Regions from separate parts of the Homo sapiens genome. Here region 2 is linked to region 1. The links are chromatin loops, found by intact Hi-C in ENCODE. Cell type or tissue: ascending aorta. All regions are shown on one strand. Links, peaks and the distances in the headings refer to the core of each region. The heading gives the core; the rest is flanking DNA. Region 1 overlaps STX8 (syntaxin 8). Region 2 overlaps NTN1 (netrin 1).

The links. Hi-C counts contacts between places; a loop is a spot of excess contacts. Peaks named below come from ENCODE experiments on the same cell type or tissue, not always from the same donor. Only the 100,000 strongest peaks of a DNase experiment are listed, where the experiment ranks them.
Region 2: it touches region 1 in a loop (2.4-fold over the local background); 9 of 110 quality-filtered maps call a loop at or near these places.

Annotation. Positions count from the first base shown.
Region 1 is chr17:9,285,297-9,297,696 of GRCh38, forward strand. The region is part of intron 7 of STX8 (syntaxin 8); the gene reads right to left. Among named protein-coding and RNA genes, the nearest start is that of NTN1, 270 kb to the left of the region's middle. RefSeq lists an enhancer at 4,959-5,068. In ascending aorta, for the core only: a CTCF peak has its summit at 7,064; DNase peaks (open chromatin) are centred at 7,045 and 7,433; H3K27ac peaks cover 2,034 bases.
Region 2 is chr17:9,239,862-9,244,932 of GRCh38, forward strand. NTN1 (netrin 1) reads left to right here. Exons shown (of 7, transcript NM_004822.3): 7 at 1-4,139. The coding sequence ends at 107. Among named protein-coding and RNA genes, the nearest start is that of NTN1, 220 kb to the left of the region's middle. RefSeq lists a silencer at 122-571. In ascending aorta, for the core only: no CTCF peak of the experiment used is centred there; DNase peaks (open chromatin) are centred at 50, 540, 650, 1,070 and 1 weaker place; H3K4me3 peaks cover 1,940 bases; H3K27ac peaks cover 2,408 bases.

The DNA.
Region 1 (12,400 bases), core at 5,554-8,053:
CATCTGGTGGACGGAAACACTGTCTTTGGTGCTGAGCCACCAAACTCTATTCTGCAGGTGTTGGATATAAAACAACCAGAATCAGCAGAAACCAGTGTAGAGGTCCAAAGTAGTGATAAAAAAAAAAAAAAAAAAGGAGAAACATCTGGGACATCTCCGTCTACCTGAGGCCCTGGACTGCTGGGTGTCTTCAATACCACATTTCCTGGTCTGACCTAGATGGGCCTTTTCTCTAAGGCCGGCCTCCAGAAGCCAGGGTGAAGCCCAGAACATTACACACAATGAGATGCCCATCTGTTCCTGCATGGGGCAGATCGAGGGTGCCTATTTATCCAAGCCTGGTAGTCCCAAACAGTGATCACCCTGGTTAAATAAATACAAAAAGGCAAAACATCTTTTGGAATTGTTACATGCTGGTTATATCATGCCTGAAAATTGCAAATGAAACTAGTACATGTACCAATGCCTGGTCATAAATGAACACATTGTTTACTACAAATTCTGCTGAAATAAACCTGTCTTCACATACAGTTGCTAAGGCACTTGTGCTTAGAAAAACAAATACTTTAAAGACAAACAATACCTTCACATTTTCCCTTCAAAAGTGACTAATTTACTCAATACTTCTGAAAAATTGTAACGAACTTCTTCTGGAATCCCCATATTACCGCATCCCACACTTGCCAATAACTATATGGAGCGCTTTGGAAACGCCGAGGGAAATAGCAGACTTGGTAAGGCTTAAAAAAAAAAATAAGGCAAGATCATAGATGGGATGAAAAACTCAACTTGAATGCTTCCCCGTGAAGTCAGTCTACGTTTGATCCAAATGGTTGAACTCCAAAAGCACCTCAGCAGTTCAGCTCTCTTGATTTCAAACCCCTGCCCACATGGCTCAAATTTGCAACTTAAATATTCGGTATGAAAACGAAAGTTATTTAACTGTTAGCACAGGCTCTCTTCTCCAAAAGAGAGTAGGAAGGGCATACGTTTCGGCCCACACACATACGCCGATCTTTGACTTCTAAATATCAGGGCACAACACACACAATTATTTTGGCTTTGGGAGACAACACTGTCTGTTATGTTGGGGTGGGTAGTTACAAAAAAATATTGTCTTGAACACTGCCAGAGCTGACGATTTTATGCATGTGTAGTACAAACGGTTCTTTTTCATTTTGGAAAGAAAAAGCACTTAAAAAAGGTTTGGTAGGGAGGCTCTGCAGCGATATTTCACCTCAATACATCTTTCAAGTTTGATAGCTTGTAAGCTCACGGCTTTGGTTCTTGTCTTCAACCTTCAGACAACTCTAAGCTGGCTACAGCAGCTGCAGAGGCTGAGTCTTTAAATGAAATAAAGAAATAATTGCTTCAGGGAACAAAGGGAAGCAAAAAAAAAAAAAAAAAAGTCCTGTTAGCTGAACTATGTGGCCCCTTGGGACGGTGTGTGGTGTGTATTCCTGATGAATATTGTTCGGTGTGGTAAAGGAATCCCTGCAAAACCCCAGAGACTCAGAAAAAGGGTGGCGTGGTAGTAGAAACAGTGGGCTTCAGAGGTGTACCTGGGTTCGAGCTGAGGCTATGCCACTGACCAGCTACGTGACCTTGAGCACTGGCCCTCACCTCTCAGGGTCTTTGCCTCTTGTCTGTGATATGGGAATGACATTACCTGTCTCACGGGGCTGTAAATGAGGCCTGGAAGGATGATGTATGTCATGTGTTGATTTCACGTGGGCAAACTGAATGCCCTTGGTTATCTCTCCCCGCTCCCCAAACTCTACTAGTGGGGAATGGTATAAATATATAAACCAAAAGAACAGGAGAGAAAATGACATCCCATCAGATACAGCAACAAAATGTCAGGAGATGGAAAGCAGATGGATAAGTCATCAGTGTCTTACAGTAGATGACGATGAAACCTAAACAGCAGATTTGGGGTGGGGCAGGCTCCATCAGGTTCTCCTGCAGGTGAGGCTAAAAACAGGGGGACTAGTTAAAGACTATATGAGGGCCAGATGCACCCCAGGTCCCTGCCACCACCGCACACAATCAGGCAAACTACCTCTCCCCTATCTTCTCAGGAGAGATGTTCACAGGTGAAACTGGACTGGGGAGCTTGAAACATGGGGGCAACAGGCACAGAAGAAGAAAGGGATATGACGAGATGCTGGAAATAGGGAGATGAAATCCTGGTTTTCATAGGGCATGAGAAGCTGGCTGTCCCCTCTTCCTGTTTGGCTCCCAGACAATTAACAGCCAAGTTTCCACTCATTAGGGGGGACTACAGGGCTCCTCTCAGCAGTGATGGACTAAACAAAGACAAAAGAAATGCAGATAGTCCTGTTTGGGATCCCCAATCAATGACTAGGTCCTCCCCTGCCTGATAATGCTTCTGTGAAATCTGCAATTCAACAGATCCCACCCATGCCTATAGAACTTTCATATGTCTTTTTACATTCTTTTTTTTTTGTTTTGAGATGGAGGCTCACTCGGTCGCCAGACTGGAGTGAAGTGGCACATCTCGGCTCACTGCAACCTCTGCCTTCTGGGTTCAAGTGACTGTCCTGCCTCAGCCTCCCAAGTAGCTGGGATTACAGGTGAGCACCACCACGCCCAGCTAATTTGGTATTTTTGGTAGAGACAGGGTTTCACCATGTTGGCCAGGATGGTTTCAATCTCTTGACCTTGTGATCCACCCGCCTCGGCTTCCCAAAGTGCTGGGATTACAGGTGTGAGCCACCATGCCTGGCCTACATTCTTTAACATTAATGGGTAGCCAAGCATCACTAGACATTTGACAAGGGGGGGGGGGGGGAGAAAAGCAAAACAAACAAACAAACAAACAAAAAAAAAAAAAACCAAAAACAAAAAACCAACCTTCCCCCTGAAAAAAAAAAAAACAGAAAAAGGAATCCAATGACAAGATACAACGCAAAGAACAGAAGAAAATGTGAAAGAAACAATAATTACAATTATCATAGAGATAAAATATGTAATATCTATGAAATTAGAACAGAATAAATTAAAAAATCAGAAAGCCTTGGAGTGAAAAAGGAAGACAGCAGCTATAAAGAATTTCAATGGGCCGGGCGCGGTGGCTCACGCCTGTAATCCCAGCACTTTGGGAGGCCGAGACGGGTGGATCACGAGATCAAGAGATCGAGACCATCCTGGCTAACGCGGTGAAACCCCGTCTCTACTAAAATGACAAAAAAATTAGCCGGGCGTGGTGGCAGGCGCCTGTAGTCCCAGCTACTCGGGAGGCTGAGGCAGGAGAATGCCGTGAACCCGGGAGGTGGAGCTTGCAGTGAGCCGAGATCGCGCCACTGCACTCCAGCCTGGGTGACAGAGTGAGACTCCGTCTCGAAATAAATAAATAAAATAAATAAATAAATAAATAAATAAATAAAAGAATTTCAATGGAAGAATTTTAAGACTCACTTGAAGAAATGAACAAAACAACCAAAAAATGAAAGACAGAAGAGAAAATAAGGAAATTCAAGGATTAAACTATGAAACCCAATATCCAATTAAGGGGTGCAGCAGAAGGAAAGAAAAGAGAAAACACAGGAGGTAATCATGAAAGCTATAAGAAAATGTTTTGAGAACTGAAGGACATGAATTTTCAAACTGAAGCGTTCACAAAATACCCAACACAATAACGGGGGTAAGCGGGGAAGTTATGCTAAGGCCTTCTGTGTGAAATTTAGGATGCTGGGACTAAAGAGATGCTCCTAAGAGCAAAATAGGATGTACAACAAGGTTCTGGAATCAGACAGGCACTGGACTTCTCTATGGCAATACCGGAAGCTAGTAGTCAAGGCAAGATGCCTCCAAAATTTGGAGTGCAAATTGTTTCCGGCCTAAAATTTTATATGCAGTCAATCAATCAACAACAAGGGAGATAATAAAGATAGTTTTGGACAAGTACTATCTCAAGAAAATTTATTTCCCAAGTACTCTTTCTTAGAAAGCTAGGGGAGGCTTAAGGGGGTAAATCAAGCAAGAAAATGAGTTCCAGGAATGAAGGGCTCCAAAAGAAGAAAGAGTTGATGGAAAGTCTCAAGAAGATATTAAGAAGGCCTAGCAGAGGAGTGCTGTCCTAGACAGCTACCAGTTTGGACTGGTTTAGAAGGACGAGGACTCCAGGAGAGCTGACCCCAAGGAAAATATAAAAAAGACAGATTATTTGATGTGCATCTGACGATACCCACAAATTTTTTTTTTTTTTAGTTTGGTAGTAATTTAGGGCAAGAATTATAATAGACAAAGGGGAAAATCCATCCTGGCTAACATGGTGAAACCCCATCTCTACTAAAAAAAAAAACAAAAAATCAGCTGGGTGTGGTGGCGGGCGCCTGTAGTCCCAGCTACTCGGGAGGCTGAGGCAGGAGAATGGCATGAACCCGGGAGGTGGAGCTTGCAGTGAGTCGGGATCGCGCCACTGCAGTCCAGCCTGGGTGACAGAGCAAGACTCCGTCTCAAAAAAACAAAAACAAAACAAAACACACAAAGGGAAAAATGACAATAAGTTCCAAAAAAACACAAAATATTGCATGAGAAAGGAGATCTAATTACAATAAACTACGTAGCTCTGTTAATGATATTGATATGGTCAAAATGAAAACAATGAGTGATAACTAACAATTGTAGTTTAACTCTGTTGGTAGCACAGAGAAAGAAGTGTGAGTGCCTGAGCATGTGTGTGGGCGGACAATGAAAGAACTAATCATTTCCCACAGGAGGAAGTTAAGAGACAGCTTCTAGAATTGCAAGCAAATCGAGTCATGTCAGTACAAGTACATTATTTAGAAATAAGAAAGCAAAACCAAGAAGAGAGTGTGAAAGAGTTGAAAGTACCTTCCTTTGGAGAGTGGGGTGTAGGGGAAGGAAGGTGAAACAGGTGACTCTTGCTTTCTGTTTTCTCTTTTGAAATACACCCTGCACTATTTGTCTTTTTAAATTATGCCATTATTTTGACTCATCACCAGGTGAAAGTCTATGTCAAATGCATGCCACTGTGTGTGGATTGAGGGCAGGTGTAGGGCAGGATGGGGGTGAGTGCCACCTGCATCTGAACGCCATGGAACACGCAGGTATTGGGTGTTAGAGACAGAAGAGAACACACATTCATTACACTCTCCTCTTGGCTGCTCAGCAAGCACGTGTGCGCGTATACGCACAAACACACACACAGGTATATACAATTTCAAGCAAATTTGATACATTTATCAAAATATAATTATCCCAAGCACAACCAAAACTGCATTCACTTCCTTCCCAACGGGAGAAAAATCTCAAATCACATCTTGCTACAGTATAGCGAGGGAAGGAGGGGCCTCTGTGGTACAAGTCCCAGATCTCTGGTTAATGGTCATCTTCTCAACCCAGTTCATAAATAGTTCTCCATATTATGACCAAGTAATTTAGTTATTTCCAATATATCCGATATATACCTGTAGACAAATGCCCTGAGGATGCTACCAAAAGCTCCTGTTTGGAAAAGGGGAAAGGCACACATTGCCACCCAGTCCAGGACGTACATGCTTCTTATTAGGGTGCAGTAACCCTGTCCCCTGGGAGGCTCATTCTTGTCTAATGTCCTCTGCTGAAAAAGACAACCCTTTGGGGGTTTCCGCACTACCTAAGGTCAGCTTCAAAAAGGGAATGTTGCATAGCCATGGTGAACATGGAACAAGTTCTAGGAAGAAATGAGGATCCAGAAGTAGAATCAACCCGAACAAATATTACTGTCAACCAAATAGAGTTTGTGTGTGTTGTATAAAATCACTGTAGAATTATATGCTTCAATTACTGAGATTAAATATTCAGTATCAGGAAAAAGCTTGCCTTTCTTAAAAAGTATGTTTTGGCTGGGCGCAGTGGCTCACACCTCCCAGCACTTTGGGAGGCCGAAGCCGAAAAGTCACCCGAGCCGAGGAGTTCACGACTAACCTGGGCAACATGGTGAAACCTCGTGTCCACTAAAAACACAAAACATTAGCTGGGTGTGGTGGTGGGTACCTGTAGTCCCAGCTACTCAGGAGGGAGGGAGGATCACCTAAGCCTGGGAATTTGAAGCTGCAGTGAGCCATGATCACGCCACTGCACTCCAGCATGGGCGATGGGAGTGAGACTCGGTCTCAAAAAAAAAAAAAAAAAAAGTATGTTTCTTTCCTTTCCTATTAAATACTTCCATTGTGGTACACATCATATTTCCCTTTCTGTGTTGGTTTTCCAAGATTCTATCCTCAGTGCTAAATTTAATGCTCAAATATGGTATTAGTTTAGGAATTGGACATATTTTATTTACGTTCTCTTCTACATGTAAACATTTTCTATTCTTTAACAGCTTTGAGATTTTATATATACATACATCTTTTATTGTAAACTACCCATGTCCTCTTTGGAATACATAGGTCACAAATTATAAATAAAATCTATCTTGGGATAGGATTTGAGCTATCTTTGCTAAACTGCCCTACAAGATTCCTAGAGATTGAGGTTGGGGAAGAAACTGGGCTTTGAACAGTCCAAAGGCTCCGCTAGCCAGTCTTTATTGCTTGCTGTTTTATCTTAAGTCTGGTTCTGCAGGCTAAACTCTGTGAACGTATTCATTTATTTATGCTTTTGTGTATATTTTGGTGTTGTTTCCAAGGAAAAGTTCTCTTTCAAATCCTCCCGCCTTGCCTTAGTTGAACTAAGGAGAAGTGGGATTTTCTCCTGTGTTGATGTGTTCCTGAGTGTTGGATGGGGTGCTGCCAGCTAACCAGACCAGGACTAGAGCTAAGGAAGAAGCTGCTGGAGCTGGGGCAGAGGCACTGGGAATCCAGGAGGTACAGGACTGGCCCAGAGGTGGATGGACGGAGTCCCTGCCCACAGGGCAATTCCTTTACACAAAGAAGAACCTCAGACAAATAAATGGGTACTAAACATATGAACGATATAAGGGTAGAGCAAAGGCATCCTGGAAGTCAGTGTCACGGTCTCCACCGTGGGGCCTGTCCGTGGGGCTTCAGCATTCACTGGCGTGGGAGACCTGCAGCTTAGGTGTGTCACCACCGTGTGGTGGAAGGGAGAGTGACAGGCATACAGAGCCCAGTGGGTTCCCAGTTCAGAGATTTATGGTGCTTTTCTAAGCCACAGCTTGAACAAAAATAGAATCTGTTTATTAAACTTGTCTCTTTCATAACACAACACAGACTTCAGAAAGATAACTTTACAGCAGACAAAATAAAGAGGAGGCACTCATATTTCTCCAGCTACCTGCTAATGGCTAATCTCGAGCATGCTTTATTCTGAGGCCTACAGGAAGGAGTTTCCTCCTCTCACCTCCAACTAAAAAGAATCCCCTTTCTTTACTTTGGCATTGAACCCCTTCAGCAGCACAGCTCACAGTCCTGGCCCTGGCTTACTAGGGCTTGCAGAATCATCTTGCTTCACCAAGCTGGTTTGGAAGCAGCAGAATTTCCTCTTGAGCCAACAAGTCTTCCCCTCGCTGAATGCTCTCTGGCTGTTTCTAAGAATGTGCTCTGCAGTTCCCATGCCCCAAGTCCTCAGATGCCACTAGCTATTCAGCTCTCATGCCCCCCATCTTCTCTCCAAACACAAGGCCTTACACCCAACCAGCAAGCAACTCTAGGAAGATTATTTTCAAGACAGATTAAAGTAACCTGACAGAAAATAGAACAAAACATGAATATCCGGTATCATCATGGATACTGGTTGGTTAAGCAAATTTAAATTCATTTCACCAATATTATTGAATTGGGTACAATCACTAAATAACCACTGGGACACAGCAGCCAGGGACCTCCATGTCTCCTAGGTAGATAAAGAAAAATAATAATGAATAGTGAGAGCATTTACAAAGTGCCAAGCATTGTTCTGAAGAATACACATGCTATAATTCATTTCACCCTCACAAATCTCCCAATGTTGGGTAGATCCCATGAATACTTCTAGTTTCTAGGCAGTATTCTAGGAGTATCTAAGGGATGCTCGAGGTCTCACAGCTGGTAACCAATGGAGCTGGATTCCAATCCAGAAAGTCAGATTGTAGACCCCTCAAAACAGTGTCTGCAGCCACTGCCTTACACGGCTTCCTGGGGAAGTCATCCCCTACCTGTAATCAGCTTATGAGGACCTCACAGAAGATGTGGAATTTTAGAGACTTTTTTTTTTTTTAATGAGAACATTATAACTTGGGCATGAGGTAGCTATGAAGAATTCTCAAAGACCTGATTAAGGTCCTTGGATAAGTGATGACAGTGAGATAGGAGGTGTAAGAAGGTCCGGCGGTCTACCCAGAAAATGTTACCATAAAAATAGAATACTGTCATTAATTTTGAAGTGAATACGACACTTTGTACTTTGCAAAGAACCGTGACATATATGTTATCCATTTTAAGCTTTGCAGTAACCCCAGATGTCATGTTTAACTTTTTATGTGGTCACCATTTATAGTACTTTTTTTTTTTTTTGAGATGGAGTCTCTGTCTGTCGCCCAGGCTGGAGTGCAGCGGCACGATCTTGGCTCACTGCAAGCTCCGCCTCCCGGGTTCACGCCATTCTGCTGTCTCAGCCTCCCAAGTACCTGGGACTACAGGCACCCGCCACCACGCCTGGCTAATTTTTTTTTTGTATTTTTAGTAGAGACGGGGTTTCACCGTGTTAGCCAGGATGGTCTCGATTTCCTGACCTAGTGATCTGCCCGTCTCGGCCTCCCAAAGTGCTGGGATTACAGGCGTGAGCCACTGCCCCTGGCCCAAGTCTTATTTTCTCCATCTTATAGATGAAGCAAATGATGAAGATTCCACGGCTAGCCTAGAGGTGGCCTAGGGTTTGGGTCTTCTGATGTCTATTGCAGTGCTGTTGGTCACATCTTGCTAATTTGGCCCCAGGGTCAGCAAAGAACTCTTAGTGAGAGAGATGGCGTAACACAAGATAGGAAGGAAAGGAAAGATATGAAGTCTGGCTGGAAGGCCTAATGGTGATAAAGTGAAAGAGGAAGAGAACTCGTATTTTCTGAGCCCTTACTATGTGCAAAACCCTATGGTGGGCCTCAATGGCTCAGGAAAGCTGGAAATACAACAGAATCACTGAAAGAGAAGATTCCTGCATGGAAGGCAACTGTTGCTTCTCCATCAGGATCAGCTCTGAGTGAGGGTGGAACATCTGAAGCCAGGCGTTTCATAAACAGGAGCTTTGGCAGTCTTACACTCTTTAGAGCAGACAACAAGGAGCAGACAGGAATCAGGAATCGCTCCTTAGAGACTTCCAGGGATGGGAAGAATGCATGGGAAAGGATTCTTAAGAAGGTGTGTGCAGAGGAGGGTACTTCATTGATGAAACATAAGGAAGAACTAGGGGCCAGGGAAACTCTAGTGTTGGTAAGCATTATGGACTGAATCGTATCACCCCAACATTCATATGTTGAAGCCCAAATCCTCAATGTAACTGTATTTGGAGACAGGAACTTTGAAAATGTAATGAAAATGAAAATGAGGTCATAAGAGTGGGGTACTAGTCCAATAGGACTGATGTCATTATAAGAAGAGGAAGAGACACCAGAGGGCTCTTTCCTTCTCTGAACTTGCATACTCTGAGCATGCACAGAGGAAAGGCCACGTGAGCACAGAGCAAGAAGGCAGCCATCTGCAACCCAAGGACAGAAGCCTCAGCAGAAACCGACCCTGCTGGCACCCTGATCTTGGATTTCTAATCTCCAGAATTCTGAGAGAATAAACTTCTGTTGGCTAAGCAACCCCGCCTGGTATTTTGTTATGGCAGCTTGAGCAGACTAATGGAGTGAGCCTTGTTGGCCCTGCCACCTCCCTGGCTCTTGGCCAACACTAATTTATATTTGAAAACTCAGAGTCACCTCTTCTATGAGGTCTTTCTCATTCATCCTAGCCATTTCTTCCTTGATGCCTCCTCTCTATGTGAAGGGATCTTATCTTAGAACCCATAACACTTTATTGACTTAGTCTTTTTTAAAACAAGCCTAACTGTTCCTATTAGACTCCGAGCCCCTTGAAAGAAGAGACCACCTTAGTCAACTTTATAGTCCTGGTCCCTAGCATGTAGCAGACATTCAATAATTGTTTATAGACAAATTAAAGAAATGAACAAATCTAGGATATTATCTTGAAAATGTAGGCTGGGACCAGGCACGGTGGCTCACACCAGTAATCCCAGCACTTTCGGGAGCTGAGGCGGGCAAATCACGAGGTCAGGAGTTCGAGACCAGCCTGGCCAACAGGTGAAATCCCGTCTCTACTAAAAATACAAAAAATTAGCTGGGCGTGGTGGCAGGTGCCTGTAATTCCAGTTACTCGGGAGGCTGAGGCAGGAGAATCACTTGAAACCAGGAGGCAGAGGTTGCAGTGAGCCAAGATCGCGCCACCGCACTCCAGCGTGACGACAGAATGAGATTCCGTCCCCCCTCCCCCCCAAAAAAAGGAGGCTGGGTGCAGTGGCTCATGCCTGTAATCCCAGCACTTTGGGAGGCCAAGACAGGTGGATCACCTGAGGTCAGGAGTTCGAGACCAGCCTGGCCAACATGGTGAAACCCCATCTCTACCAAAAATACAAAAAATTAGCCAGGTGTGGCCAGGCGCAGTGGCTCATGCCTGTAATCCCAGCACTTTGGGAGGCCAAGGCGGGCGGATCACGAGGTCAGGAGATTGAGACCATCCTGGCTAACACGGTGAAACCCTGCCTCTGCTAAAAATACAAAAAATTAGCCGGGGGCGGTGGCGGGTGCCTGTAGTCCCAGCTACTCAGGAGGCTGAGGCAGGAGAATGGCGCGAACCCGGGAGGCGGAGATTGCAGTGAGCCGAGATCGTGCTACTGTACTCCAGCCTGGGAGACAGAGTGAGACTCCGTCTCAAAAAAATTAGCCAGGCATGGTGGTGCATGCCTGTAATCCCAGCTACTCGGGAGGCTGAGGCAGGAGAATGGCGCGAACCTGGGAGGCAGAGCTTGCAGTGAGCTGAGATCGCACCACTGCACTCCAGCCTGGGCGACAGAGACTCTGTCTCAAAAAAATTAGCCAGGCGTGGTGGTGCGTGCCTGTAATCCCAGCTACTTGGGAGGCTGTGGCAGGAGAATAGCTTGAACCTGGGAGGTGGAGGTTGCAGTGAACCAAGATCACACCACTGCATTCCAGCCTAGGCAACGAGAGTGAAACTCCATCTCTCAAAAAAAAAAAAAAATGTATATTAGTGTAAATGTAAATGTTATGACATGATTAATTAATGAATTCATTCATTCAACAATAAACTTGTAAATGGCTGGAAGGAAAAAAAGAAGTAAATTGTTGAAAGACTAAAAAAAAAAAAAAACAAACCAAGGGCATTTCTAGATAGCGAAGACATGACAAAATGAAGGATTAGCTGGATTAGCTGTGTAAGTGAATATAAAGCAGTTATTTGTAGTAACCGCTTGCCATGCAGTATGATTTTAATTATACTTAAATGTAAAGGATAGCTGTACAGAGTAGGGGCTGTGTGAGCTCCAAGGTGAGACAAAGGTGGTGGCTGAATCCTGCCTCTGCTAATACTAGTTGGGTGATTTTAGACAAGTTACTAAACTTCTCTGGGCCTCATCTCATTATTTTTTTCAACATAAATCTTACTCAAGTATAATACATATACAGAAAATTACATAAGCTGTCAAGAGACAAGCTCAATGAATTTACTAGTTGCCTTATCTTGTAAATGGGAAGAATAACAGCATCTGTTCATACAGGACAGGTATGAGGACTTCATGACATGATGCTTTGGAAGCATTTGGCATGGTGTCCAATGCACAGTGAACCTCCAAAAACGTCAGCTCTCATTTATGTTTACCTCATTAAACTGCAATCTTAACTTGATGTAGAGATGTTCAAACCTTGTATCATTTTGCATACAGTCTGATAGCATATGCCCAGAGTTTGCAAAAAAAAAAAAAAAAGAAAAAAAAAGAAAAAGTGAATCCTGCTCCTAATGTGGTTTAGTGAGTATAGAAACTCATCTTTAGAACTGAGTATGAGAATCTCATCACTGTCACCCTTCCTGCCACTCCCACTTAATGGAATGATTCTTCATCTACTTAAAATGCCAAGGAAGCTTAGAGTCAGGGCCAGAGGTGGCAACAAAATGGATGTGGAGATGCTTCCTTGGTTGGTACATGAAAGAGAGAAAGACATCTTTTATTTCAGCATTCGTGACTTCTCATACAAGCTGAATAGAGGTCATCATTCCAGGGCTAGGCAACAGCAAGTACTCAATAAATGTTTGTTAGCCGGATGCAGTAGCTCACGCCTATGGTTCCCATTACCTGGGAGGCTGAAGCAGGAGGACTGCTTGAGCCCAAGAGTTCAAAACCACCCTGGGCAACACGGCAAGACCCT
Region 2 (5,071 bases), core at 1-2,500, 51 kb before region 1:
TCGTGGCCGATAAAAGCAGCCTGGTGATCCAGTGGCGGGACACGTGGGCGCGGCGGCTGCGCAAGTTCCAGCAGCGTGAGAAGAAGGGCAAGTGCAAGAAGGCCTAGCGCCGAGGCAGCGGGCGGGCGGGCGGGCGGGCGCCAGGGCGGGGCCGAGCGAGAGCGGGCGCCTTGGCCCGGCCGCCGCGGACTTGGCCCGCGAGGGCTTTCCCAGGTGGGGGGAGGGAGGGGGCGGGGCCGCACGGCGCGGGGGGCGGGACCCTCGGCGGCCCCTCCCCCTACCCCCACCCTGCGCGCTCTGGGCGGGAGCCGCGTGCACGCGGGGCGGGGTGCGCCGCCGGCCGGGCCCTGGAGAAATGACGAGACGTAGCTACCTCACGGGGCTCCTTCCAGAGCAGAGACGCGCTTCCCTGGGCCTGGGCGCGGCCGCCGTGGAGGGGCTGGGGGCAGCCTGCCCTGGGGCCCGGGGGCGGGCGCAGAATCGCACAACTGGGGCCCCAGGCGCGGGGCGTGGATGGCGCGGAGACGTGGACGGGAGGAGAACTGTGAATTCTCAAGCCCGTAGTGTGGGCGGGGCGCGGAGCACCCACCAAACCACCACCCGACACGCAGCCGACGGGATCCCCCCCTTTCTCCCCGGCCCCTTCTAGCAGTTCCCCGCGGGCCACCTGGCTGTCACAGCCTGGACTCCTCCATCTGAAGGGGCCTGGCAGCATTTGGGGAGTGGACAGCTCCTGTCCAGCCAGCATGCCCCAGGCGGCCTCTGTCTCCACTGCTACCTGCTGAGTGGGTCCTACTGGGTGGGGGCTTGGGGTCGGTGAGTGGTTCACCTGTGGAGAGAGGAGAGGAAGCCCCTGCTGCTGCCTGTCTCTGCCCCTGCCCCTGCCCCTGCCCAGCGTGGGGCTGGCCCATCCGGAAGGCAGTGGGCCCAGGGACACCCCTGAGAAGCCCAAGCCGGGTGGTCACCGCCTCATGCTGGAGCTGCCTGTTGGAGGAGGCATCGCAAACGCAAAACCTCCCAGAGAGTTTCCTTTTGGAAACTTGGAACCAGCCCTTTTTATGACGTTTTCCAGGGGGAGGGGGAGGGGCACTGGCTGGGTTTACGGCAGTGACACTATTTATGTAAATGACATCAGCTCCCGCAAGGCCCCTCAGCAATGTCAACAGCTGGAAAGGGCCTGAACGGGCTTGGAGTCTGCAGGCTGCGAAGGCACTTGGGCCTGGCTTGGGGCCGGGGGCTTGTTTGAGCTGGGATGGGGTTTGCTGGCTCAGTGAAGTACCAGAGTGCCTGAGCCATGGGTGGGCAGGGGCACAGGAATGACCAGGTTCCTGGGGGCCAAGGAGGCCATGCTGGCTTCTCCAAGGGAAGGCACAGAGGCTGCCGGCCTGCCCCCTACAGCTGTCTTGGGTCTGGCCTGGGCCACACCTTGACCGTGCCTTTCCAGACGGTCTTTGTGGAGTCTGCCCGTGCCCTCCACTGTGCCCCAGCCCTCCTTCCAAAATCTCCTAGAGACACGGTCCTCAAGCAGGCAGCCCCTTTTGTTCTGACCTCCTCACACAGGGTCCATTCCTGTGCCCTGGGGCCTCCTGGCTCCCTGCCTTCCTGGGCTCTCTGCACTGCCCGGGCCTCTGGCCCACATCCTCACACCCGGCGCACTGAATTAAGAGGCCTGGCTCCCCTCACAGTCAGGAAATTGGTTTCACTTTCCCGGCCAGAGTTTGGCTGCTCAAAAGGGTCATACCAAGTATGAAGCTCGGCCCCCGGTGGTCTGGCTTCCCTCCGCCTTCCCCACATTTACCCGCATCACGGCTGCCATTTATTGAGCACCTGCTGTGTGCCAGGCACTTTACCCACATGCTCCCAGTGTGTACTCATGACAACCCTGTGGGACAGGGACTCATTATCACCAGCAAGGAGACTGGAGTACACGTGCCCAAGGTCATGCTGCAAATTGGTGGCAGGACTGGGGCTCAAACTCCAGAGCCCGACTTTCTGACCAGGGGCCACGCTGGCCCTCACTGCACTCCAGCTCTGCAGCCTACCCGCCCAATCCCTGTGCAGGCTGGGAGGGTGCTCTTGGGGGAGTGGCCACCGAGCCCCTGGCCCTGGTTACTGCCTCTTGAGGACACTGGCATCTGGGCTGGAGAACAGGAGCCCGGGGTGGGGTAGGGCATGGGGACAATCACATCTTCAGAGGAGGCAGCAAAGTGGTGCGGGATGCAGGGACGGACTTGCCAGATGGCAGCTCCAGGTTCCAGGAAGGCAGGCCTTGGATGCTCCGAAGAGGTGGTAGAAAGGTGTTTTTAGAAAGGTGTTTTGGCTGCCTCAGGGTGGTTGGAGAGACTCCAGGAGAGACTGGCAGAGGTGCCTCAGGGGCAGGGAGCAGACAGACCTGCCCTGGGAAGGGGCATTTGGCTTCCCTGAATCCAGCCCAAGGCTAGAAGACAGGGCCCCTCTCCAAGCTGTCAGCGCCCCTCGGATGCCCAGTGTGGTGTGCTGGGCGCCATCAGCATCACAAGGCACTACGCTGCTGGGGCGGTTGTCCTATTTCTGTCTATGCCAGTGTGGTTTCTTCACCCTGCCCAGAAGGGCTGTGGCAGCCCCACGATATCCCACCCTGGGTCTGGGTCTCACGGGTGTCCTGTGAGGGGCTTGCATTTGTGGTGGTCTCTGAGGCCACCTCAGCAACGGAGCTGGCGACACGCCAAGCAACAAGGCATCTTGCGGAAAATTCAGCCAGTGTCCTGCCCCTCCCTTCGGCTCAGCACCCCGCAGGGCACAGGCTGTCCGCCCGGTGGTCTGGCCCTTGGGGAATGCGTCAGGGTGACCAGATCCACCATGCTAGCAGCCAGGTCACTGTTGGGATTGCACGGTCGTCACGAGCTGCCTTTCCTATCCACACACCCAGCCAGGACCCAGCCCACCACTCCCGACTGCAGCCCCGGCCTCTGCGGTGAGCACCATCCTTGGGAAAGCACCCCTCCTCCACTCCGGTGCCCCACTCCAAGGAGCAGAGGGAAATGGGAATTGAGGTGTCCCGGTTTGTACAGTTAGGAAGGGATGTAAAACGGAACTAGATTTTGATTTTGAAGAGTGTATTAACCAGAATTGTGCTATGTAGGTGTTTGTTTGAAGAAAAACATACCAGATTAGTCTTTGTTTTTGAAACAGCTTCCCCAGTTGTCCTTTTTCTTACCAGCTGGGTGGTCTGGTGCCCCTGACAGCTGAGTGCCTGCTTTACGGACACGCAGTAATGCCGAAGATTTGCGGGGGAGGACATAGGGCTGTCCCCGGGATTCACCTGCTGGCTGTGGTCTCTGCCCACTGCTTCTGTCCTTGGAAAGCAGGGCAGGAGGCAGCATCCCCAGGGGCCTCTATGTGGGAGGGAGGGACACCTGGGGTCACAACCCAGGGAGGGAGGGTCACAGCCCAGGGAGGCTGGGAGCTGCTCCAAGGCCCTGGAACTCTGCCTCAGTCGCGGCATGCTGGAGAGGGGTACGGACTTACTTTCTTGGAGTTGTCCCAGGTTGGAATGAGACTGAACTCAAGAAGAGACCCTAAGGGACTGGGGAATGGTTCCTGCCTTCAGGAAAGTGAAAGACGCTTAGGCTGTCAACACTTAAAGGAAGTCCCCTTGAAGCCCAGAGTGGACAGACTAGACCCATTGATGGGGCCACTGGCCATGGTCCGTGGACAAGACATTCCTGTGGGCCATGGCACACCGGGGGGGATCAAAATGTGTACTTGTGGGGTCTCGCCCCTTGCCAAAAGCCAAACCAGTCCCACTCCTGTCATTGGACGTTTCTTCCCATTCCCTCCTCCCAAATGCACTTCCCCTCCTCCCTCTGCCCCCTCCTGTGTTTTGGATTTCTGTTCACTCAGAATTGTAAATGTTTAGTTGTGACCATGACGTATTGTTTGGGTCAATGTCCCTTTCCAATGCATACTAATATATTATGGTTATTATATATGAATATATTTAATGACATGGAAAAAGTTGTGGATTTTCTTTCTTTCCTTTTTTTTGGGGGGGGGTGGGGGGTTGGTTAGAGTTGTAATGGACCCAGATGGAACTTGTAATGTGGGCCCCACATGATAGAACTAAATTCAGATATCATTAAATAAACTCTTGTACACTATGCCGTCTCGCAGTCTTGATTGGTGGCCTGGGCTGTGGGAGGTGGGCGTGTGGGGAGGCAGGGGAAGGATGGAGTTTTCGGGGAGTTTGAGGAATATGGCTTCAGGCCGAAGAACTCCCCTGCAAGTCAGAGCCTGGGTTTTACCCAGAGCCTCAGAGACAGAGCCCTAACTAACTCCCCCGAGAAGGCAGGAGAAGAGCAGTTTTGCTTGGAATGTCCTAGGGCCTTGCTGGCCGTGCTGTTTTGAGCTAAAAGGTTCTCGAATGGGACAGTCTGTATTGCAGGCTGCAGGAAACCACTCCAGGGACCCATCCTTGCCATTCCCTGGAGTTCCAAGACAGAGTGGGGGGAAAGGGGTCCCCTCCCACTTTGCCTTACCTGCAACCCCCGGGTGGGCGGAGAGCCACCTTTGACCCTCCCCATTTGATTCAGAACCTGCAGGTAGTTTCTGACTTTTACATAACTGGCTTCTTCTATGAAAGCCAAGTAGAGACTCAAGAAACTACAGCAGGGTTAGTGAAACTCAAGAGATCTTGCAAAATATTTTTTTTCAAGCGATTGCTAAAGGCTTCGTGCGGTGCAGAGACTGGGCCGGTGCCAGCACCACGCAGCCACCAAGAGCTGAGCTCACTTGGTTTCTGAGAGGCTATATTTAAACCTCCAAATGGTTGTGATTTCTTTATTAAATAAACAATTCAGTCATTAGGAACATATTGTGTTGCCACGCAAAGTGGGGCCGATCATCACTAGGAAGCTATAATTTCTGCACCCAGCTGTTTTGAAGGCAGCCCTCCGCCATGGGCCCCGTCTAGCCCCTCAGCAACGCAGGCTCAACAGGCCCTTCCTTCGAAGGTATGGAAAGCCCCTTCCCTGCTGTGTGGAGAGCTGACTGGAGATGCCATTAGCTTCTGCTCAGGAAGAAATAGGGCCAG